3 separate regions of the Homo sapiens genome follow, and all the other regions are linked to region 3. The links are chromatin loops, found by intact Hi-C in ENCODE. Cell type or tissue: PC-9. All regions are shown on one strand. Links, peaks and the distances in the headings refer to the core of each region. The heading gives the core; the rest is flanking DNA.

Evidence for each region. Peaks named below come from ENCODE experiments on the same cell type or tissue, not always from the same donor. Only the 100,000 strongest peaks of a DNase experiment are listed, where the experiment ranks them.
Region 1: a loop joins it to region 3, with 9 times the contacts of the local background. A loop is called at or near these places in 88 of 110 quality-filtered maps.
Region 2: a loop joins it to region 3, with 5 times the contacts of the local background. A loop is called at or near these places in 2 of 110 quality-filtered maps.

Annotation. Positions count from the first base shown.
Region 1 is chr3:42,016,959-42,024,952 of GRCh38, reverse strand. It overlaps a transcript of TRAK1 not described here. Among named protein-coding and RNA genes, the nearest start is that of ULK4, 59 kb to the right of the region's middle. RefSeq lists an enhancer at 1-615. In PC-9, for the core only: no CTCF peak of the experiment used is centred there; a DNase peak (open chromatin) is centred at 3,832; H3K4me3 peaks cover 731 bases; H3K27ac peaks cover 2,248 bases.
Region 2 is chr3:41,678,298-41,686,291 of GRCh38, reverse strand. It overlaps ULK4 (unc-51 like kinase 4), which reads left to right. Exons shown (of 37, transcript NM_017886.4): 28 at 4,488-4,539; 29 at 4,640-4,784. Among named protein-coding and RNA genes, the nearest start is that of ULK4, 280 kb to the left of the region's middle. In PC-9, for the core only: no CTCF peak of the experiment used is centred there; a DNase peak (open chromatin) is centred at 4,621; H3K27ac peaks cover 308 bases.
Region 3 is chr3:42,076,557-42,084,550 of GRCh38, reverse strand. It overlaps a transcript of TRAK1 not described here. Among named protein-coding and RNA genes, the nearest start is that of TRAK1, 11 kb to the left of the region's middle. In PC-9, for the core only: no CTCF peak of the experiment used is centred there; DNase peaks (open chromatin) are centred at 3,820 and 4,640; H3K4me3 peaks cover 742 bases; H3K27ac peaks cover 2,995 bases.

The sequences.
Region 1 (7,994 bases), core at 1,595-6,594, 60 kb after region 3:
GAGACTCACGTTGGCACTGATGTGGTATCCCTAGCAATTGGAAGAGAAGCTGAAAAATCTGGGATCTCTCACTCTCAGTCCAGGGCAACACATCCTGACAGCCAGGAAGAGTCAAATGGCTATGGTAAGACGTATGGGGTTTATTCACCAGAAAAAGACAAAGAACGCCACATTTCAAAACTCAGGCTTGGTAACACAATAGCATGGGTGTGTATGCAAGCATGAAGTACTGAAGCTAACAAATTACTAGATTCTATCCCTGTCTAGCAAGTACTTATTTCAATAGCAATCATATGATTAGCTGAAAGTGGGCAATCATTAACTTCATCTACTGTTAAACAGTTACACACAAAAACATGGTGCTTTATATCTTGTTAATATCATGAATAAGTTATGTAACCCTTGACAGTGTTCTGTTTTGATTTAAAATACCAATGCTATTGCTGCCATAAGTTAAACACTGCAAAATTATAAAACTTCAAAGATAATTACAGCATTTTAAGGACTATCATAAATACTTTTATGCAACTGCGATGTTTACAAGGCTAAGCCAGCATCTCTTCTGAAAAACAAAGAACCAAATGATACAACTAGAAATATCTGCATACCTACTATGTATAAACAAACCCAAAAGATATTTTAGCTTCTATCTCACTTGGCCTCTCACAGCAGAGTAACCCTGTGAACCCTACCCTTCACCAAAAGAACACTCCCTCCCCCAGCAATTCTGGTCTTCTCCCAATCTCTAGTCACTACTCCTCTGTGAGTTCTCCTACACATGGATATCACTACACAGGAATGGTCCCCAAACCCTTGCCTCAAACTCCTATCCCTCTTCGAAGTGTCAGGCCCAGACGTCCCACTGCCCTAAACATCTCCACTTAGAAATCTCAGGAGTAGCCGGTCACGGTGGCTCACGCCTGTAATCCCAGCACTTTGGGGGGCCAAGGAGGGCGAATCACCTGAGGTCAGGAATTCGAGACCAGCCTGGCCAACATGGCGAAACCCCATCCCTACTAAAAATATAAAAATTAGCCAGGCGTGGTGGCAGGCGCCTGTAATCCCCAGATACTCGGGAGGCTGAGGCAGGAGAATTGCTTGAACCCGGGAGACGGAGGCTGCAGTGAGCCAAGACTGTGCCACTGCACTCCAGCCTGGACAATAGAGTGAGATTCCGTCTCAAAAAAAAAAAAAAAAAAAAAAAAAAACCCTCACGAGCACGTCAAACTCAGCACATTCAAAACAAGACCCTCCAGGTCCTCACCGCTGGGACAACTGATTAATGGTGGTCCAACTCAGAAACCTCAGCCTTATCCTTCACTCCGCCCCCTCCCTTACCCTACCACTATCTCTTCAACAACAAAGGCTTATCTCTTAAACATCTACCCACACTATCACTCGCTAACCCCCACCCTCTCTCACCTTGAGTACAGCCAGAGCTTCCAGCTGGGTCTCAGTCATCATGGAGGTAAGATAAGGTCTAGGATCACATACGGCCTAGGACACGTTTACCAAAGTAAAGCCAGCCACCACTCCTAATGCCACCCAACCCTGCCATGGGCCTTCTCTTTGGAACATCTACAGACTGCATCTCTTTTCCGCCCTAGTGACCTAATGTGGATGCAACTTGAGTTTGTGAGGGAAATTCTCAAACTTGCTTGTGATGATCAATCTGCCATGCTGCCTTTTGCCAAACAGAGAATTCAGTATACTATAAAGAACAAAAACTACATTAAAAGATAGCCAAACTCCCAGGAATATTTATTTTCTTTTTGTTGTTTTTTTTTTTTTTTTTGAGATGCAGTCTCGCTCTGTCGCCCAGGCTGGAGTGTAGTGGCGCAATCTCGGCTCACTGCAACCTCTGCCTCCCGTGTTCACGCCATTCTCCTGCCTCAGCCTCCTGAGTAGCTGGGACTACAGGTGCCCACCACCACGTCCAGCTAATTTTTTGTATTTTTAGTGGAGACAGGGTTTCACCGTGTTAGCCAGGATCGTCTCCAACTCCTGACCTCGTGATCCGCCAGCCTCAGCCTCCCAAAGTGCTGGGATTACAGGTGTGAGCCACTGCGCCTGGCCAGGAATATTTATTTTCTTTATTCCTTTCCATGAGTATCACTTCTACTATACCATCAAGAGACTTACCCCAGCTAAAAGTTTTGCAAGTTAACACTCAATTGTTGTGAAAATATTCCTCTTGTACAAAAGTTTTTTGTTTTTGTTTTTTTTTTTTTAAAACAGGGTCTCTTTCCATTGCCTAGGCCGGAGTACAATGGTGTAATCATGGCTCACTGCAACCTCTGCCTCCTGGGCTCAAGCGATCCTTCTGCTTCAACTTCCCAGACAGCTGGGACTACTGGGGCACACCACCATGCCCAGCTAATTTTAGTACGTTTTGTAGAGATGGGGTTTCACCATATTGCCCAGGCTGGTCTCCAACTCTTGGGCTAAAGCAATCCACCCGCCTTGGCCTCCCAAAGTGCTGGCATTACAGGCGTGAGCTGCTACACCCGGCCAGTTATTTAACAAGACTAACTACTTTCCTATCTTTCAAATACAGTATAAAACATCTACTGCAGCAGTCAACGTTTTAGTCTATTTTACCAATGATTTGCCTGTCACACCTTTTATCCACTGCTGTAATAATAACAATCTGCTTGTTTTCTCAAATAGAAAGATGTTTTCCCAAATATATAACACCAAACTATGTTTCTTCCACAAGAGACCTTTGGAATGTCTTGATATTCGAATCCAAAGCAATTCTTCTAATGCCTTGGGACCACTGAAAAATTAACCCTTTCTCCTCAAAGTCAAAGCAGAGAAGCTAGTTGATGGGTGAGCAAAAACCACAGCTCACATCAATGCTTTAGGCCATGGGGGCTATTCCTGTTACTGTCATACAGAGCAAGTCCAGGGCACACCCCACCCTTGAGGTGTGGCACAGAATACCTGTTCCAAACTATTTTTGGATGAATGGATCATAAGGAGTTCAGTAAAAACAATAATTATGGCTAACACAAATGCTTCCTCTTAGCCAAGCACATGTATAAATTCACATAATCCTCTTAATAACTGTATGAGGGCCAGGCGCAGTGGCTCACACCTATAGAATCCCAGCACTTTGGGAGGCCGAGGCAGGTGGATAACTGACCAGGAGTTCGAGACCAGTCTGGCCAACACAGTAAAACCCGTCTCTACTAAAAATACAAAAATTAGCCAGGTGTGGTGGCACACACCTGTAATCCCAGCTACTTAGGAGGCTGACGCAGGAGAATTGCTTGAACCAGGGAGACGGAGGTTGAAGGGAGGCAAGATCGTGCCACTGCATTTCAGCCTGGGCAACAGAGTGAGACTCCATTTCAAAAAAATAATAACTGTATGAGGTTATCATATAAGGTAATGATTCCGAAGCTGCCTGTCATAAACAGGAGTTGCTGGGTTCAACACACCTAAGCAACAATCTTACAGGGGAAAAAAGAACATGGCTTCAAACACATCAATGCTGTGCTGCATTGTATCTACACTGTTCAATCTGAAGGTTTTTACTTTTTAATTAATGAATGAAAACAAAGCTACTTCCCACTCAGGTACATAAAGCAATTGTACAACTGTACAATTCCCATAGTATTCTGCATTTTATTTAAAATATATTCTAGATGCAAAGGTTGAAATGAAATGCTCACTGTCTAGGTGACACTCTTTTATTCTCTACTAAGAAAGCCAGTAAACCAATTGTCTCAGAAATTCTGCACCCAAATGTAATACTCGCAGACACAGCACCAGTGAGTCATACACATAACAAATTGCTCATTTTCCTCCTCCCCACCTTTCCTCTAAATCATTATAATGCTATTCCTGAATCATAGGTTTGGTTTTTTGTTTGTTTTGAGTTTTTAATTCTCCAGTATAAAGCTTGCCAATTCCAACTTCCGAACATGACAAGAATCTGTCCCTTTAGTTTAAGTAAACCTCCAATTTTCTTCCCAGGTTTGAAATTCTTCAGTGCAGGCAAGGCCCACACCTCTGGATCTCACACTAAGTAAAAAATGCCCCTTGATACTATAACTGTCTTACTAGATCTCTTAAGATATCAGATTACCAAACTCCCCAACTGGAAGTCCAACAGGCAAACCAAGTTTACTGTGGGAGCCCTGTATTCAGAAACACAAGATGTAGCATACTCTTTTACAGAGTTATCTTTTTTTCTTCTGGAAGTCTCATATACCAAATCCAGAGAAGAATGAACACTTGGAAAACTTAATTTTTACTAAAGCTGAACATATGTCTTATGACCCAATGATCCACTCCTGAGCATATACCCGATAGAAATGAGTACTTATACACTTAGTTCATAGCAGCTTTATCCATGATAGTCCCAACTGGAAAAAAAACAAATGTCCATCCACAGGTAAATGTATGAACAAATCATGATATAACCATAAAATGGAATACCATCCCACACTAAAAAGGAATGAAGCACTAGTACATGCAACAAATGGATGAACATTGCAGACAAAACATTGAGCAAAAGACCAGACACAAAAGTACACACTATATGACTCAATTTACATGAAGCCCAAAACAGGCACAATTATCCTATGGTAATAGAGGTCACAAGAGTGGTTATCTACAAGGAGTTACTGGCAGTACAAGTGGTATATGTAAGTAAAATTAATGGAGCTAAGATAATTAAAGGTTCAATGCGTAAGAAATTAAAGGTTCTAGTTAACTTGTCAACCTTAGATGGTAATGCAACATGATATAAAATATTTGTTCCACAGAACACAGTAGCAACCAAAAGTCAGGCAGAAACCGAGACAGCATTGTCCCTCTCGTGAGCATTGTCCTCTTCCCACTGCTGTTCTCCAGCCAGAACACGGCCACCTGGTTCCACCATGAATCTGGACCGTCAGTCCCTTTGGCATGAACAGCTGAGCTGTCTTCAGTCACTCTCTCCCTGATTTTCTCATCACACTGAGGACAATCAATTCTTCTGGAGGTCAAAGGAATTTGTCTTCCCCACTCTCCAAGAAATATTTCCCAATGGTCCTCAGACAAACATAAATTCAAGGGTAGTTTCTGCTCTCATTGTTTACCTGCTCCTAAAGGTCCAAATTCCTGACTCAATAATACAGCTGAAGCCAAACCACTTCTAACATTATAAGGAGACATTTTATCTTTGGTCACATCTCAAATCTCAAACTGGAAATTATTTGATAGAAACCCATAATAAAAGGAGGCAGCCTACACTAGAGGCTGTGTATCTAGAGTAGGTTGTATCATATATGTTCTACATTTTGCAAAACTTAAAAACTGAGAGCTTACAGAATGTTAGCATAAAAAAAATCCAGACCCACAGCACACGTTGTTTATGTTAAAGAACTGCCTGGCCAGGTACAGTGGCTCATGCTTGTAATCCCAGTACTTCGGGAGGCCAAGGCAGAAGGATCGCTTGAAGCTAAGGCAGCCTGGGCAACATAGCAAGACCTCACCTCTACAAAAAAATTTAAAAAAGAAAAGAAAATTAGCCAAGTGTGGCAGCACGCATGCTACTCAGGAAGCCAAAGCGGGAAGATGGCTTGAGTCCAGGAGTTCAAGGTTACAGTGAGCTATGATCAGGCCACTGCACTTCAGCCCAGGCAACAGAGATTCTATCTCTAAAAAAAGCACTTTTTTATTGTACCAAAACAACCAGAGGAACTGATGGACAACTTCTAAAATCCCGTGGTTCTGTATATGCATAAATGCTTTATCTCTGTAATCCTGGAGAGAGACAAAAAAAAGTGAGATCCTATATCCCTATTCTAATTAATATGCTTTTTTTTTCTTTTTCTTTTTCTTTTTTAATACTCTGTTGCCAGGCTGGAGTGCAGTAGTGCGATCTTGGCTCAATGCAACCTCCACTTCCCGGGTTCAAGCCATTCTCCTTCCTCAGCCTCCCGAGTAGCTGGGATTACAGGCGTCCACCAGCACGCCCAGCTAATTTTTGTATTTTTAATAGAGACGGGGTTTCACCATGTTGGCCAGGATGGTCTCGATCTCATGACCTCGCAATCCACCTGCCTCCACCTCCCAAAGTGCTGGGATTATAGGCGTAAGCCACCACACTCAGCCATTAATATGCATTTTAAGTGACATAAATCAACCTGCATCTATGTAACGGAAGATAGGATTTGCTAATAGTTCATCTGTATCAACATAAATTAGTAGACGGTGACATCTTTTAATCAACATAATCATGTTATCTAGTAACTAATTCTAGTCATTAAGGAGGAATGCAATAAGTGCTCTGAATAGTATGCTAAAGAGATACTTTTCGAAAATGTCAAGCCACTTAGTCCACATGTTCACAGTTATTTTCTCCTACTTCTTAAAAGAAAAAAAAGATTTTTAAAGTCACCTGAGTACCCACAGCATGGTCTTATTTAACATTCAAATGTGGATAATTTATACTGTGATGGAGCATCCTTGTCGGATGTTAGTACAAAATCCACTTCCTCTGGATAGACTATCCTCTCCTGTTGAATGTCCTGGAACTAGAGGAGACCCTAGAAATAATCCAGCTCCACGATTCCCAAACTGGGGTACATGTGCTTATGCTGGGGATTCCCCAGAACCTCAGGGAAAACAAGGTACATTTTCCTTAAGAGCACTTTTTGACTCAGACAGCAATATTTTTTTTTTTTTTTAGATGGGGTCTCGCTCTGTCACCTAGGCTAGAGTACAATGGTGCAATAATGGCTCACTGCAGCCTCAATCTCTTGGGCTCAAGAGATTCTCCCACCTCAGCCTCCCTAGTAGCTGGAACTACAGGTGCACATCACCACACCTGACTAATTTTTCTTTTGTCTTTTTTTTTTTTTTTTTTGTAACAATGAGGTCTCACTATGTTGCCCAGGCTGGTCTCGAACTCCTGGGCTCAAGTGATCCTCCCACCTCAGCATTCTAGGAAGGGCTATTCCCAGCTTCACCTGTTACATAGCAAGAACCTGTCTCTATTTAAGAAAAAAAAAGTGTTTAAGGAAGTCCAAACAGGCTGCCTACAGGCACACTGCCTATGAGTTAGCCCTGCTCTGCAAGGAACAGCACTGTAAAATAAAAATAATAAATTTTGAAAACAAAAAAATTAAGTCCAAACAAGGATTTCAAGAGCTCCCCTCCCACCCCATTCCACCCTGTTTCACCTCAGGTGCACTATTAACAATAATAATTAAATAAATTTCTCACTATAATGAATCATACTACACAGCCTTTCATAAAATGCCTATCATAGCCTTTAAGCAGCTCAACATCATTGGTATTCTGTGTAACTCAGGAGACATCCAGTTTTACACATATGCAATTATTTACTGTCTCTTCACTAAAATTTGCACTTTTCAACACTGCAAGTGGCCTCCACTTAGATACATCTAAGAAGACAAGTCAGAATAGGGAACATTTGTTTGAAAAGAAGGGGGGAAAAGGAGGTGAGAAGCCAGAAGACCCATTCATTCAACAGTGTATCTCTGTCTAACAACAGTGTATCTCTGTCCAAGAATAAAATAAAACCTAAGAACCCACATAAGCCCTTGGGTTCTATCTCCATCTTTTAAAAAGAACATCCTCTTGTCTTTCCCTACAAAAATCACAGTGCATGCCAAATATAGATGAGTTAAATAAATCTGAGTCCATTTTCTTTTGTTTTGTTTTGTTTTTGAGACAGAGTCTCACTCTGTCGCCCAGGCAGGAGTGCAATGGCACAATCTTGGCTCACTGCAACCTCCACCTCCTGGGTTCAAGCAATTCTCCTACCTCAGCCTCCCACGTCGCTGGGATTACACACGCATGCTGCCACGCCCGGCTACTTTTTTTGTGTTTTAGTAGAGACGGGGTTTCACCATGTTGCCCAGGCTGGTCTCGAACTCCTGAGCTCAGGCAATCCACCTGCCTTGGCCTCCCAAAGTGCTAGGATTACAGGTGTGAGCCACCGCAGCCAGTGGTCAGAGTCCATTTTCAAA
Region 2 (7,994 bases), core at 1,595-6,594, 400 kb after region 3:
TGTATATACATATTTATAAATTGAGTCTTTTTTTCCTAGCCCTTAGTAGCTATTAAGTTTTGATAGTGGCAGTGACAAAATCCCTTTATCTACATACTGTGTCAGCTCATCTCAATAGTTACTTTCATGTTTGTTTGCTTTTTCTTTGTTGTATGGTTGGTTGTGATGATTTCCAAGCTGTTTACACGTTGGTCTAGAACCCAGAAGTCCATCAATGACTATAGTACCTGTAAATATGTTCATATACATATACACATACACATATATGCAGATATACATTTATATCCATATATATATTCTTGCTAAGATCACGATATTCCTGTTGTAAATTAAATATTTTTTGAATTATGTTATTCAATTGGTTGTTGTAGGTACATATAAATGTTACTGACCATGGTCCTTGGGCTCTCAGTGCAATAGAAATTGACATGAGGCCAAAAGAGTTTTCCCATACAAGGCTTCACTGGAGCTTATGCCCGGGCATAAAGGAAGCATCATGAGAGAGAGAGAGAATTCCCAGACAGACTCTCTGAAGAGCTGGTTGGAAATTTTTATTAGTCAAAACATACGAATTGATAAATAGGATAGGGTATGCAGTCTGGGCTGGGCAAAGAATGTGAAGGGTAGGTATGCAGGTCAGCACAACTGGTTGCGATGTTATCTTGAGAAATGGGCCACCTGGTGGTCTGGCCAATGGCAACAAGGCTGCCATTCCTTCCTGTGGTGGAACACTCTACAATCTTGGTTTATTTTGGATCTCCTAAGGACAGTTCTTGGAATGCCTTAAGTAAAAGGCATGGTTAAACATTATGGGAGCATAGAAGAACAACAGAGTATGACTAAAGCCTTGGGATTAGTGGGTAAGACATCAGTGAGGTAGTGGTATGGGTTTTGTGATCAGTGGGAATGTATTAAAGAATGCTCTGGTGAGGGTGAGCTGAAGCCAAGCCCCATTGCTACTCTGTCTCATTCCCTGCTGAGAAACTTCACCTTCTTTATGCTTAAGGAGAAAGGGCCGAAGATCTCATCTTCAGAAGCTACTTCCTGCTGAACAAGTTATTGTCCTTGCCTAACCTTTTAGGGCAAGCAGTCTTTACAGGATTTATAATCACCTCAAAGGTAGATCAGAGAAAGGAAAATTCAAGACAGGAAGTCAGAAGTTGTTCATGGAGGGGAAAATAATAAATGGCAAAGGTCACACAAATATAAAACCAGAAAGTACTATTCCCTGTGCCAGGTATTGAACCCAGGCAGCCATTGTGAAAAGGCAAAGCCTTAGCTACTGAGCTACAGCATGAGGCAGTTGTCATTGGTCTTCCCAGAAGGAAACTAGAGTAGCCATTTTCAAGCTTGCTAGGAATTTCAGCTGCTCAAGATAATTTGTAAGGTTAGCCACGACATTCTTATGCATCCTTCTTTTAATTTAAACCTTTTAAAAAATTGTTGAGAATAAGAAAAGTGCTTTTCTTTTAATGATGAAATTAGTTTCAATAGCTACTCAATCCAAAAGCCCTTTAAGGCTCAGATGGTAATTTTTCAGGTTTTTATAATATAAGCAAATGGTATTTCTAGAGAGGGGGTAGAGGAGGCATCTCCATGGTCCCCAAGAATTTACTCTCAGGAATAGATTTAAGATAGCAAAAGATGACAAAAGCCCCTTGGGGTGGGACCTTTTAAGACAGAACTCATCCCCAAGTGCTTGACACGTTTGGGACAAAGAACGTGTGCTTATGTGTCTCAGTCTCCAGGTCCTTTCAGACTGGCTACCTGACATGAGCCTCGGAATTCCCACCTTCTGGATGCTAGATAGCAAGAGAGGGTACCCCACCATGGTCATAAGGTCAAGCTCTCAAAGACATAAAATAAGATGAAAGGGAAACCTCGTCCAGTTTTTGTTTCAAGGACCTGCAGCAACGTTTGTAACTGACAAGTCTGCCAAACAGCAGGCTTATAGGGGTCATAGACCTTGAGACAAACAATTATCTTTACCATTTCACTCAACTGGTGTGCACAGAGAAGCAGGTCAGAAGCCTGGCTGGTAAGAAATCCTTAACCTTTTGCTCGCATGCCAGATTTCTGGGTTGCCTTTCTGTGTAGCTTCCGTAAGAGCAAAGCAGCTGTTGATGACTCTTCTCACTGCAGCACAGCTGTGGGGGCCAAGCTGCATTACAAGAGAAAGTCATCTTTTTTCCATTTTTTGGTGGAAGCGTAGGTAAATCCTCTTCTCTTTGCAAGAAGTCATCCAACAGTCTGCATGGGGCAATCAGATGTCAAGTTAAACACACAAGAAGGAAAAATGGATCAGGACGTGAGTGACGCAAACTGTGGACCCACGTGCTATCAGTCCTCTCTTCACAAAGATAGCACCCAGGGTCTGTAGGCTTGCATGCTTGAATAGACAGACGACAAAGTCCACAGCCTTCCCTTTCCCACAAGGCGTGGCAAAGGGAGGGAATGTACTTAAAGAATATTACAGATTCCAGTGCCAGACAGAGTTTCCTACCAGCTGAACTGAATGACTGTTTTTGCCTATGCTGCGTGGGTGTCTATTGAGGTTGAACCAGTGCCACATGGGTGTCTACTGAGGCTGAATCAGTGCCACACGGGTGTCTTCAGACTGAGTCAATTAAGTTAATGAAAAGCGAAGGAAGGGAAGGAAAAAGGAAGAAGAAAGAAAAAGAAAGACCCAACAAATAGAAGACCAGGAGGGAAGGAAAAGCATTGTCTGGGGTGGGTTGTGAGGGGTCACAGGGAGGCTGGAGGAAAAACTCACCAGTTGTAGCAGTGCTGAATCAAAACTTCAGGTGGCCTTCCATCAGTCACGGAGGGGTCACGTCCAGCTGTCCTGCTGGCTCACATGCCTCCCTCCACAGAGGAGAAAAAAGCACCCCATGTCTGGTGATCGCAGACAAGCCCTGAATGAATATGTTACTGACCATGAGTTCTTGGGCTCTCAATGCAATAGGACATGAGGCCGACAGAGTTCTCCCAGACGAGGCTTCATTGGAGCCTCCTGAGGTGGTACACTCCACAACTTTGGTTTGATAGTTTGGGTCTCGTAAGGCCAGTTCCTGGAATTCTTTAAGTAAAAGCCACGGTTAAACATTTTGAGAGCTCAGTGGAACAATATAGCATGACTAAAGCCTTGGGGTTAGCGGGTATGGCATCAGTGAGGTACTGGTGTGGGTTTTGTGATCACTGGGAATGTATGAAAGAATGCTGTAGCAGGGATGAGCTGGAGCCAAGCCTCATTCCTACTCTGTCTCATAAATACTGTTGATTTTTCTGTATTCATCTTCTGACAAGCTTGCTTTTTTGGCCATGTTTATTCGTTTTTAAATTTCTAGAGATGGGCACTTAGATCGTTTGTTTCAGTCTTACTCCTCTCCTGATATACACTATTCAACCTTTAAGATAGCTGTTGATCATGTTGGTAGTATTGATAGCAGTATATATTTCTTTCCTTTGCATAGTTTTTTCTTTAGACATAACTGGAAGTTTGGAGTTCTCAAAGTACCTTGGTGAAGCATGATATCTGTGCTTTCAGTGATGTGACATCACTTAGTGGAAGAGGGTGAAGAAAACACCCCTGGTTCTTAGGGTCCTTGTAAAAATATTGAGATATACTGTCACATATAAATTTCCTATGTCAAGTGGAGATAGAATATGTTAATACTGATGGGCCACCAGCCACATATGGAGATTCTTGCCTGTGCAGGGCGTTGTTTTGTTGGTATGGACGGCAAGATGTCGTTTGGCTGTGCACAGATTCTCCTGCTCTTTTATCAGTATAGAGAGAACAAGTACACAAACAATGGGAATTTTGTTTATTGTCACTAAAATAGTTCATCAAATGAAACAGTAGTTTTCATCATTAGACTGGAGTAGGGATTCTTTCTTTTTTGGTATTTTGGAGGAAAATACTTGTTTTTTGGGGTTAAGTTTTAAACCATATTTGATTGTTCTCTGATACAACTAGGAACTCACAGGGGTGGTTTGTATAGTGGATTTACATCTTTGTGGTCTATTTCTAAAAATAACCAAGACGAACTTGTCATAGTTATTTGATGTATTTGATAAAACATGGGGACTATTGTGTCTTTTTTTTCCCAACATTTTGATTGTTGTTTAGGTTAAACTTGATGTAATGATCACCAGCTTATACATACTAATTTGATGGTTTAATGCCAACCTGTGCCAACTAGATTTTGCATTATATTCTAAAGTTCCTTTCATAGACCCTGAAGGTTTTGATAAATTACTGTTTTGATTTTCATAATGTCATTTTGACCTGAGGACTTTTTTAGATTTAAATGAGCTTGGTGGTTTATTAAATGTCATGGAGAGTTTAAATCCAGGATAAACTTAGCCGTTGCTTTTTTTCACTCCTTTGATTAGGGATTCTGTCTGTGGAAAAAATATAGATAGTGGTTGATATCAGTTTTGTGTTCATAGAGATTCTGAGTCTTTTACATGCTTTCTTTTAGGTTGTTGACTATATACTGCCACCCTTGGTGTCCTTGGTTCAAAGCCAAAATGGTAAGTGTGATGACACCAGCAAGAATTGCATCAGTTACACATTCTATTTTCATTCTGTCTCCATGGAGTCACATTCTTGGCATTTTTTTTTTCTTTCAAGTGGAGTGGAGACTCTTTAGCTTGCGGTTGCTCTCAGAAACCACATCTCTACTCGTGAACCAGGAGTTTGGGGATGGCAAGGAGAAGGCCAGTGTTGATTCTGACAGCAATCTTCTGGCTCTCATTCGAGATGTCTTACTTCCCCAGTAAGTATCATGCAGTTGTATTCATGCAGAGAAGTGTAGGCTATCCAGGAAGCTTCTGTCAAACTAGGTTCAGTGATGGGGTTGGGGTCTTGATGTCCTTATGTTTATACACATATGCTTGTGTACTCATTATAAAAAAAGTTTAGACAGGTGCGGTAACTGTTAGACTGCAGAAGACTCAGAAGGTCTCAGTTCATCTTTGAGGACATCCATTTAAAGCTTAATCTGTTTTTTGCCAGAAACATGATTTTGAAGTTATGCAGATTTAAACGTGTTCATGGCTCAAGGGGTGAGGGTTATGATTCAAGGTCTATATTACACGACTACTGGAACATGAAATTGAGACTTCTCCTGGCTCTACTCAGAAATAATAGAGATAGAGGTAATCCCCTTCTCCAAACTCTTGGAATAGAACTTAGGTTTAGTTCTGAGCAGGACTTTCTCAGGGGTTGGGTGGAGGTGGCGGAACAGGTAATGAGTATGGAGAAAGGGTTTTTGTATTCTTTTACTTCATTGCTCATAAAGCAAACACACAGCAGGATGACTACTGAGGGCACCTAATGCAAACATGCAAAACCCTAAAATCTCACCTTATAGTTGAGGGGACACTGTCAATTTTATCAAAGCTAGTTTCAAAAAGTATATGCCATATGTCAATATTAAAGAAGATTTTGTGAAATCAAACAAATGCTAGATGGTGTATCATGCATTAATATGCCTACCTGATCATGGCTTTCTCCAGGGCCTGGGCCGCAGTCTGGGTCAGTTTGGCAGGTTTATAAGAATGACAGCCTGAGTTAATGCTTCCCTCTATTGTTTCAACTTCTTAAGACCCACTGTTCTCATTTAAAAAAAATTAATGATCATAGTAAAGAAATCAGATGTAATTACATTCTGATTTTGGCCAATGTTAAGAGTTTGAACTCTCTCATATAATATTAGGTTCACATTAAAGAAAACCCAAATAACTGAAATTGCCAGTTGCTGTAGATGAAGCACTCAACCACTCCAGTTGGTTGAGGAAGGTACCTTTTACTAAGTGTGTGGGTGTTCTGTGTCGACCCTTTGGCTCTCTGGGGGAGCCTGTCTTGACTGACTGGAGCTTGATTTCTAGGCCAGCCTCTTGTTTCTTTTTTCCTATTTACACTTCTGCAGCTGGTTTCAGGGACAGCTCTGATAATTAATATGTACTGTAAGAATACTTTTAATGCCCAAAGTAAGACAATTGTTTGAAACTTTGTCATGTGGAGTTTGCTCAGTGATAAACTGTCAGTAGGTACCTTTTCAGTTACATTTGTTATATATGAGTGTATGTCTGTGATCTATACTTATGTGAATTCAATAAAAGATTATACCCTTCTTTAATGGGATTAATGTTTTTAGTGCATTTTATGCTTCTAAAAGTATTCATATATAGTTATATGCATCTTTCTGACAAGAAAATTCCTTAAATGTAGTTTTTGTACAAAATATATTTAAAGGATGTGCTTTGAGAGCTGGGTTCAGTGGCTCGTGCCTGTAGTCCCAGGTATTTGGGAAGATGAGACTGGAAGATTGTCTGAGCTCAGGGGTTTGAGGCCAGCTTGGGCAGCATAGCAAGGCTCTGTCTCTCAAGAAAAAAACAAAAACAAAAAGAAAATATGTGCTTTGGATATCTGCAATGTGAAAACTTGTAGAGAACATTTTTCAGGACCTGAGATGTCTCCTCCACACAGTAGGGATCAGATTTACTCCAACAGGACTTCACAGTTTAGTAATAGCTTTTTTAAAGCTCTGTTAATCTGAAACCACATTTCTGTATATCTGAAGTCTGCCCAGTTTTGGAACAGTTTGTGAAATAAAAAGTGTTAACTCAGTGATCCTGTGTTACTCATTTGAGCTGGAATAAATATTTCCTTTAGTATGAGTCTTTACTTTTTCCAGAGATGAGGAATTAAAGAGGAAAATGTAAATGTAAACCACATGGCAGTTCAATAACATAAATAATGTAGATGAGTTCAAGCTTGTATTACACAACTTGAAATGCACTTCAGATAATGGTATACAATTTATTTGGATGTGATATGGAATGTTTTCAAACCTTTCAGACTGATTCTGTTGTAGCGTATAAGCCTTGAGTCTGCATTTCAGTCTCCAAGCCTTAGTTTTCTCATCTGTAGAACGGGGATAATAGTACCTACCTTAGAAGATAATCCTAAAGATTAAATAGGATGCTTCTTTTGAAACGGTACAGTGTGTGGCAAATAGTACCCTCTTGACAAGTGTTTAGCACCGTGACTGTTATTGTTAGGCTCATTATTTTAATCTCATATTAATCTTTAAAGTAAAGATTGTAATAGGGCAATAATAGTAATGGTACATACTTCATGGAAATGAATTGGCCATTAAAATGTATAATGCTTATTGTGCCTTCCTGGCATATATAGTAAGGGCTCAATAGATGTAAAAAAAAATTTTAAATGAAATGTAAGTAACACATTCATTTAACCTCCTTAACTCTGGAAAACTAGAACCTGGTAAGGAGTTTGATCTTTGAAGATAACTCTTGGTAGTTTTAAGTTTAGAAATACTAATAATGGAAAATTCATGCTCTCCATTGAGTATATAAATATAATAGCTTATGAATTAAGTTTCTAGAGTCCATGGGAACTATATAGCACCCACTTCAATTTGGCAAATAGACACACTGGTGTTGATACTTTTTATTTTGTTAAAGTTTTAGCCTTCCCTTGACCTTAAACAATACTTTTGATGCAGCCAAGGTGACAGCCTTTTCATGCACAGGTATGGTAGGCTCCCCACTTCGCACAGGGAAGTATTGTATTAGTCAAGACTTTATTTGCAAACAATAGCACCCAATTCAAATTAACTTATAAAATAGTTTATTTGCTCACATGACTGAGAAGTCAAAGACTTGTGGATACAGCTGGATTTAGGGGCTTGATTTCTGTCTGTGATGCTCCGTGTATGTGTCTTTCTCGCCATCTCTTTACTCTGCCTACATCTACTCTGCTTTGTTCTCAGATAGGCTCCTATTCTCATCCACTTGGTAGTTAAATGGTTCCTGGTGGAGAGGGTAATCCTAGAAAAAGGGTGGATGTCTTTTCTAATACTTCTGGAAAAATTCTCAGGAAGAACAATAATTTAATCTTGTTAAGTGCCATGTAATACCCACGTTCCAGATGCTTATCAGAACTGCTGTGTAATATG
Region 3 (7,994 bases), core at 1,444-6,443:
TCTCCATGCTGGGCAAGTTGTGATTCTTGGTCTGGAGACTGACTTGCTGACTAGAATCAGTGCATGAAACTCCATCAAGCTGTACTCTTTACAATTCACACACTATTTTTACACTTTTTTAAAAATATGGAGTCTTACTATGTTACCCAGGTTGGTCTCCTGGGTTTAAGTGATCCTCCTGCCTGAGCCTCCCAAGTAGCTGGGATTACAGGTGCACACCACCAAGCCCAGCTCTCATACACTTTCTTTGTATGTCTATTTCAATTAAGTGATGAAAAGATTAGTGAATGCAGATACCGAGTCTATAAATTAGCTTGAGAAGTCATCCCTAAAGCAAGAAGATAAAAAGGCACACTGATGAGAGTTCCAGAAAAAAACAAAAAAAGCTTAAGACAAAAAGAGTAAAGTATATAAAAACATTAATTTTAAAATGATTTTCTAGAGGTGAAGACTTACACCTTTAAATCAAAAGGTTCTACACCAAGACCCAGACAAAATCAATGAAAAACTAATAATAAACTCTTGGATATAATCTAGTAAAAATTTTAAATTCCAAAGATTTAGATAAAAATCTGACAAACATTAAAAAGGTATCCCCACATCTCTACATGCCGTACCAGTAGGATAATTCCTCAGAATTTATTTATTTATTTTATTTATTTTATTTATTTATTTTTTTAAAGACAGGGTCTCATTCCCATCACCCAGGCTGGAGTGCAGTGGCACAATCACAGCTCACCGCAGCCTTGACCTCCCGGGCTCAGGTGATCCTCCCACCTTAGCCTGTAGCTGAGACTACAGGCGCACACCACCATACCCGGCTAATTTTTGTATTTTTAGTAGAGATGAGGTTTCACCATGTTGCCCATGCTGGTATGGAACTACTGGACTCAAGTGATCCACCTGCCTTGGCCTCCCAAAGTGCTGGGATTAAAGGTGTGAGCCACAGCACCCAGCCAGTTCCTCAGAAATTTAAGTGAAAGATAGTCACATAAGACTTCTATACCCAATTAAGCTACTGTTATACACAAAAACAATTGGCAGATATTTAGAAACTCAAAGACCCTGATGGTCCTGAGGGGATCCAAGTCTGCTGATGACACCTCATGGGCTCTCACTAACACAGGTCACCATAAAGAACTCAAAAGGTGAGGAAGACATGGTAAAGTAAAACTGGCAGGGAAATTAAACCGGGAACACTTAAAATCAACATGTAAATAATGCACTTCATTCACAGACCTAAAGCAGATAGCCCAAAAGAAAAATGGGCAAAGGATATAAAAATTCCCTCCCCCTGCCAAAACACAACACACATACACACCCAGTTTAAGGAAACTTCACAGTGATTTTAAAAAAACAACAACAAAGATTTAAAAAATATAACGATGCTCAAGTTCACAAGTGATTTAGGAAACTTATAGTCTTATGTATTACTGGAATAAGGCGAGGAGTATACATTTGGAAGAACAGCCTGACAAAATTTACTGTAGCTCTCGGGCTCAAGTATATATAGGTCAAAGATGTATGGCACAGTGAAATGCTACAACCTAACAAGCCACAACAGAGGATCGAGTCATTAATTATGCGACAGCTATCAACAAGTCAACCAAGCCAAGAGGAAGCATCACAACAGATATTAATGTATCAACATAGAAAGATGCTGTAGGCAGAAAAACAGTAGATGATGAATGTGGTCTTGAAAAGGTTTTAAAATGCATTAACAAATTGAACCCTCATTCAAGCCTTCTTTAACTTGTACTTAGACATATTCTATCTGATCCATACACAGAAGTTGGAAATACTTTCTCACTTTGCAAAATGCAATTGTTCTTCTGAAAACTAAGACAGTTTCATTTAAATCAATATGATTTTGGTTTTTTGTGTTTTTTTTTTTAACAAAGGCTCTAATATGTAAAGATTTCTCTGGTTTTTGTTTGTTTGTTTGTTTGTTTTTTGAGACAGGTTTTGTGCTCTGTCTCCCAGGCTGGAGTGCAGTGGCGCGATCTCGGCTCACTGAAGCCTTGGCCTCCTAGGTTCAAGCAATTCTGCCTCAGTCTCCCAAGTAGCTGAGACTACAGGCACGCACCACTACGCTAGGCTAATTTTTTATTTTTGATAAAGACGGGGTTTCACCATGTTGGCCAGGCTGGTCTCAAACTCCTGGCCTCAAGTGATCCACCCACCTCAGCCTCCCAAGGTGCTGGGATTACAGGCGTGAGCTGCCAGGCCTGGCCCTAATATGTGAAGATTTCTTAAAGAGGTTTTACAACCAAGCTTTATATAACTTTCGCTTTCACTACCTATAAAATGAGGGAGATGGCCTAAATCATGATCAATAGCCCTAAATCACTACTGTTTCTCCTCCTAGTATCGATGTTTCCATTTATAGCTGCCAGACACTTAACCCAGAAACATACTGCTACAAAAGAAATATTTTAAGTATAAGCACTTCCTGAAAAAAACAAAATTTGGAGACATCAGCAAATGCTCACCTCACTCAAGACTCAAAAGGGAAACACAAGCCACAGTTCTGAAATCCAAAGAACATTTTACATGTACAGCAACTGGCAAAGCTATTCAGAAGCCTGAGAGGCCCCTCTTGAAATGACAAAACTAAGCTTTCACCCAGTAAATTCAAGTGGAAAACAACCAAATTTCTATTCGTAGAAAAACAGTTATAAATTATGGCACATCCAAACTACTGAATTCTGTAAAATGTAAGGCACTTATCCATATAAGGCACTTACCTCTGTGTCTAGTACAAATTAGATTCTCAAAATAATTACTGTCATTAACATTATAATTTCCAGATTCTCAGAATCTGGCACCTTTCTTGGTTCTACTATAGTATTCATATGCCAGCATTTCCAAACCTACTTTACTATGGATCCTTTCTCCACATACCTATCTACATGGCATTTGTTTCATGGAGTACATTTTGGGGAATGCCTCTCTATCTCAGACACAAGCTTCATGCATTGTCCATTGACCACCATTTGTCCAGGGCTGATCTCCCCCAAAAAATTGTGTGCTCCTTGAAAGCATGGACCGGTGTTGGCACATATTAGGTACTAAGTAAATGTCTGTAGAATAAATAACAACAAATGAAAGAAGGGGTTTGGTGCAAATGACTCTGAGGATCCCCTGAAGCTTTAAAGCCCAGGTTCTATCATTTATACTGGAACCAAAGGGTCTAAACTCCCAAATTTCACACTGCTAACCTTGAGGACTAACAGAAATCAATGAAAACCACCTGAGGGACTCCTAAGTGTTCCAAGTATGCAGACCACAGCCCATGGGCTCTCTAGGCTGGCTCGAGTTTAACCTTACTTCATTTTCAACACAGACCAATATACATCAAATGTGGCTCACAGTGGCCAGGCCCAGTGGCTCACACCATAATCCTAGCACTTTGGGAGGCCCAGGCGGGTGGATGGCCTGAGCCCAGGAGTTCAAGAGCAGCCTGGGCAACATGGTGGAACCCTAACTCTACAAAAAAATACAAAAAATTGACCAGGATTGGTGGCATGTGTCTGTGGTCCCTGCTACTAGGGAGGTTGAGGTGGGAGGACCACCTGAACCCAGGAAGTTGAGGCTGTAGAGAGCCATGATTGTGCCACTCCACCCCAGCCTGGGTGACACAGTGAGATCCTATCTCAAAAAAAAAGAGTAGTTTAATAGTCAAACATGTAAAATGACCCAGATACAATTCAAGGATCAGGAGACCTCATTTACAGACTACTCAAAAGCTGGTTTGTAAGGCCTCCACCCACTTTCTAGCTTGAAGAATGAGTCACAGCATGTGCCCTCTGGGGACACCCAGGAATTTGTAGGGCAAAGGTGACAATCTTTCCCCAAGGTGCCAGCCTAACTTCACTCTAATGTAAACAGGCATTTCTGAGGTTTCACAGGGGCTCAGGAACAAAGCATCCACTGCCCTGGATGTTCTCTGGCTCCAGCAAACCCTGGCACACCAGGCAAAAGGCTTCTTTCAGGCAGAGGAAACAAACAAGGCTTAAGAAAAGTGAGAGTGGATGGCATGGCCCTGAGAGATGAAAGCGCCTCTGTTTAGTTTACTGAATTCTGCCTAGAGAGCTGCAGGAAGGCAGGATTTTTCTTAGCAGAGGAGTGAGAAATTCTGCAACCAGGTCAATTTTTCAGCAAAAGAGGTGCCAGGAATAGTAGTAGGATAAAGTATACATGGAAGCTGAGCCTGGGGTGGGTGGCCCAGGTCCCCTGCCCCACTCTTCTCAACTCAATGATCAACAATTCCGGCCCCCAGTTTGTCAAGAGTACTTAACGCACGGTTGTTCAACGTTATGCCAGTTTGCTACTGAACTCAAATTTGCTGACAAAATACACGTGTGCAAGTTCCTAATATTTTCTCCCCGCTACCCTCAACCGATGTCATTTCTGTGACTCAGAACCTTAACTAAAACTCAAAGCTGTGTGACACTGAGGAAACTGTGTTATGTCCCTGGGCCTCAGACCCCTCATCTGGACAAGGAAGGGATCGAGCAACCTTCAACACACTGCCTTCCAGCTATACCACTCCAGGAAGTACAAAAGAGGGCAGGTGGAAATGCAGAAGGATTTGTGCACCCTGGTAAGTCCTTCTCCACTCCCTGGTGCAATGATTGTGAAACTATTCTCACCCACACACAGGTAACTTCCAGTAGGAGATCACGAGCAGACAGAGCTGCCCTTTGTAAACAATAAATCACTGATTTTGCAAGGGGTTAAAAAAACAACAAAAAAAAAGGAGCTTCCAGCAGGGCGCAGTGGCTCACGCCTGTAATCCTAGCACTTTAGGAGGCCGAGGAGGGCGGATCACCTGAGGTCAGGAGTTTGAGACCAGCCTGACCTACATGGCAAAACCCCATCTCTACTAAAGATACAAAAAAATTGCCAGGCATGGTGGTGAGCGCCTGTAGTCCCAGCTACTCGGGAGGTTGAGGCAGGAGAATTGCTTGAACCCGAAGGCAGAGGTTGCAGTAAGCCGAGACTGCACCATTGTACTCCAGCCTGGGCAAGACAGCAAGACTCTATCTCAAAACAAAAAAAAAAAAAAAAGAAGAAGGAGCTTCCTTCACGACAAACTCAGAGATTGTAAGGAGAAAATGAGAACCAGAGCACCAGGTTGAAGCCCAAAAGGTGACAAGGAGAAGCTAGTCCTGGGTGATCCCCTCCATGGCCAGCCAGGTACCTGAGCTTTCAAGGTTTCCTCTTTCTGGGCAGAGGCATCTGATATACCAAGGGATTTTACTCAGCAATTCTAAACAAGCAGGTCCAAGTATGGCAAAAGTTTTCAAAAAGGGACTAATTGTTCTCCGGGATTATGTCAGTGTTCTATTACTACTGTAACAAATTACCACAAATTGAGTGGCTTGAAATAATAGCCATTTATCCGATCACAGTTCCATATATTGGAAATCCAGCATGCATCTCAACAGGCTCCAATCAAGGTGTCACAGGTGTGAGTCCATTACTGGGGGCTCTGGGAAAGAACTGATATCCACACTTATTCAGGTTGCCGGTCTAATTCAGTTCCTTGTGGTTGTAGGACTGAAGTCCCTGTTTCCTGCTGGCCGTCAGCTGGGCACTAGCCTTTGTTCCTGTGTTCCTTATGCTTTCCATGAGCTCCTGGAGGCTTCTCTCCAGATTTTGCAAGTGGCTCCCACCCACATTCCAGAGCCAATGACAGCATATGGAATCCTTTTCACACTTGGAATTCCATGACTTCCCCTTCTGCCTCATCTTTCTTTCTTTCTTTCTTTCTTTTTTTTTTTTTTTTTTTTGAGATGGAATCTCCCTCTGTCTCCCAGGCTGGAGTGCAGGGGCCTGATCTTGGCTCACTGCAAGCTCCGCCTCCCAGGTTCACACCATTCTCCTGCCTCAGGCTCCCGAGTAGCTGGGACTACAGGCACCCGCCACCACACCCGGCTAATTTTTTGTATTTTTAGTAGAGATGGGGTTTCACTGTGTTAGCCAGGATGGTCTCGATCTCCTGACCTCATGATCCGCCTGCCTCAGCCTCCCAAAGTGCTGGGATTACAGGCATAAGCCACCGTGCCTGGCCTCTGCCTCATCTTTCTAACCTCCTCTTCTGCCTTCCTTTTCTGTTTTTACAGGCTCAAAACACGGTGCCCACTTAGATCATCCAGGACAATCTCCCTATCTTAAGGTCAAGGGATTAATAGTTCTAATTCCATCTGCACGGCACAGTCCCTTTACAGAAGTATCTAGATCCGTGCTTGACTGAATAACTAGTGGGTAGAAATCTTGAGGGGATGAGTTTAGATTTGCCTCCCACAGGGGCCTTTGATTCTGAAGGCATAAACTGTCTCTGGAGCCCCCATGTTACCCCAGCTTAGTGGGAAGGCAAACCAGAGTCACCTCACAGCCACTCAGACCCTTTGCCCCAGAAGGTCAGATTTAGATCTAACATACCAGACAGGCCTGGATTTAGTCCCACCTCAACCATTACCTACTGACAGCAGCCTCTGGCCAAGTTCTGAAATTTCTTTCGTCTACAAAACGTGGTGCCACCACCCACTTGTCAAACTGCGGAAGAAGTAGACACAACGAAAGTGGGTGGCTGCCAGGCCTGGGATGGTAGGTCTGAAACTGGATAAAAGTCTGAGACGCTCTCTCTCTTCACAGACAATAACATTCTATACTTAGAACACCCCACAGTCTCTGTCCAAAGGCTCCTAGTTCTGACAAATACTCTCAGTAAAGTTTCAGGACACAAAATCAATGTACAAAAATCAGTATCATTTCTATACGCCAATAATGTCCAAGTTGAAAGCCAAATTAAGAACTCAGTCCCATTCACAATAGCCACAAAAAGAACAAAATACCTAGGAATACAGCTAACCAGGGAGGTGAAAGATCTCTACAATGAGAATTATGAAACATTGCTGAAAGAAATCAGAGATGACACAAACAAATGGAAAAACAGTCCAGGCATGGTGGCTCACGCCTGTATCCCAACACTTCGGGAGGCCAAAGTGGGTGGGTCACTTGAGGTCAGGAGTTCAAGGCCAGCCTGGCCAACATGGTGAAACGCTGTCTCTGCTAAAAATACAAAAATTAGCTGGGCATGGTGGCACACATCTGTAATCCCAGCTACTTGGGAGGCTGAGGCAAAAGAATTGCTTGAACCCAGGAGGCAGAGGTTGCAGTGAGCCTAGATCATGCCACTGCACTCCAGTGTGGATGACAGAGCAAGACTCTGCCTCGAGGTAAAAAGAAAAAAAGAAACACTTTCCATGCTCATGGATAGGAAGAATCAATATAATTAAAATAACCATACTGCCCAAAGCAATTTACAGATTCAGTGTTATTCCTGTAAAACTCCCAAGGATATTCTTCACATAATTAGAAAAAAACTATTCTAAAATTCATTTGGAACAACAAAAACAACAAAAAGCCCAAATAGCCAAAGCAATTATAAGCAAAAAGAACAAAGCTAGAAGGATCACACTTACCTGATTTCAAACTATACTACAAGGCTACAGTAACTGAAACAGCATGGTACTGGTATAAAAGCAAACACATAAATCAATGGAACAGGTTACAGAGCCCAGAAGTAAAGCTGCACATCTACAACCATCTGATCTTTCACAAAGCCAACAATAACAAGCAATAGGGAAAGGACTCCCTATTCAATAAATGGTGCTGGGATAACTGGCTATCCATATACAGAAGATTGGAACTAGACCCCTTCCTTCTGCCACATAAAAAAATCAACTCAAGATGGACTAAAGAATAAAATGTAAAAGCTAAAACTATAAAAATTTAAGAAGAAAACCTAGAAAATGCCATTCTAGACATGAGCCCTGGCAAAGATTTCATGACAAAGACTCTAAAACCAATTACAACAAAAAACAAAAATTGGTAAGTGGGATCTAATTAAACTAAAGAGCTTCTGCACAGCAAAAGAAACTATCAATAAACAGAGAGCCCACAGAATGGGAGAAAATTTTTGC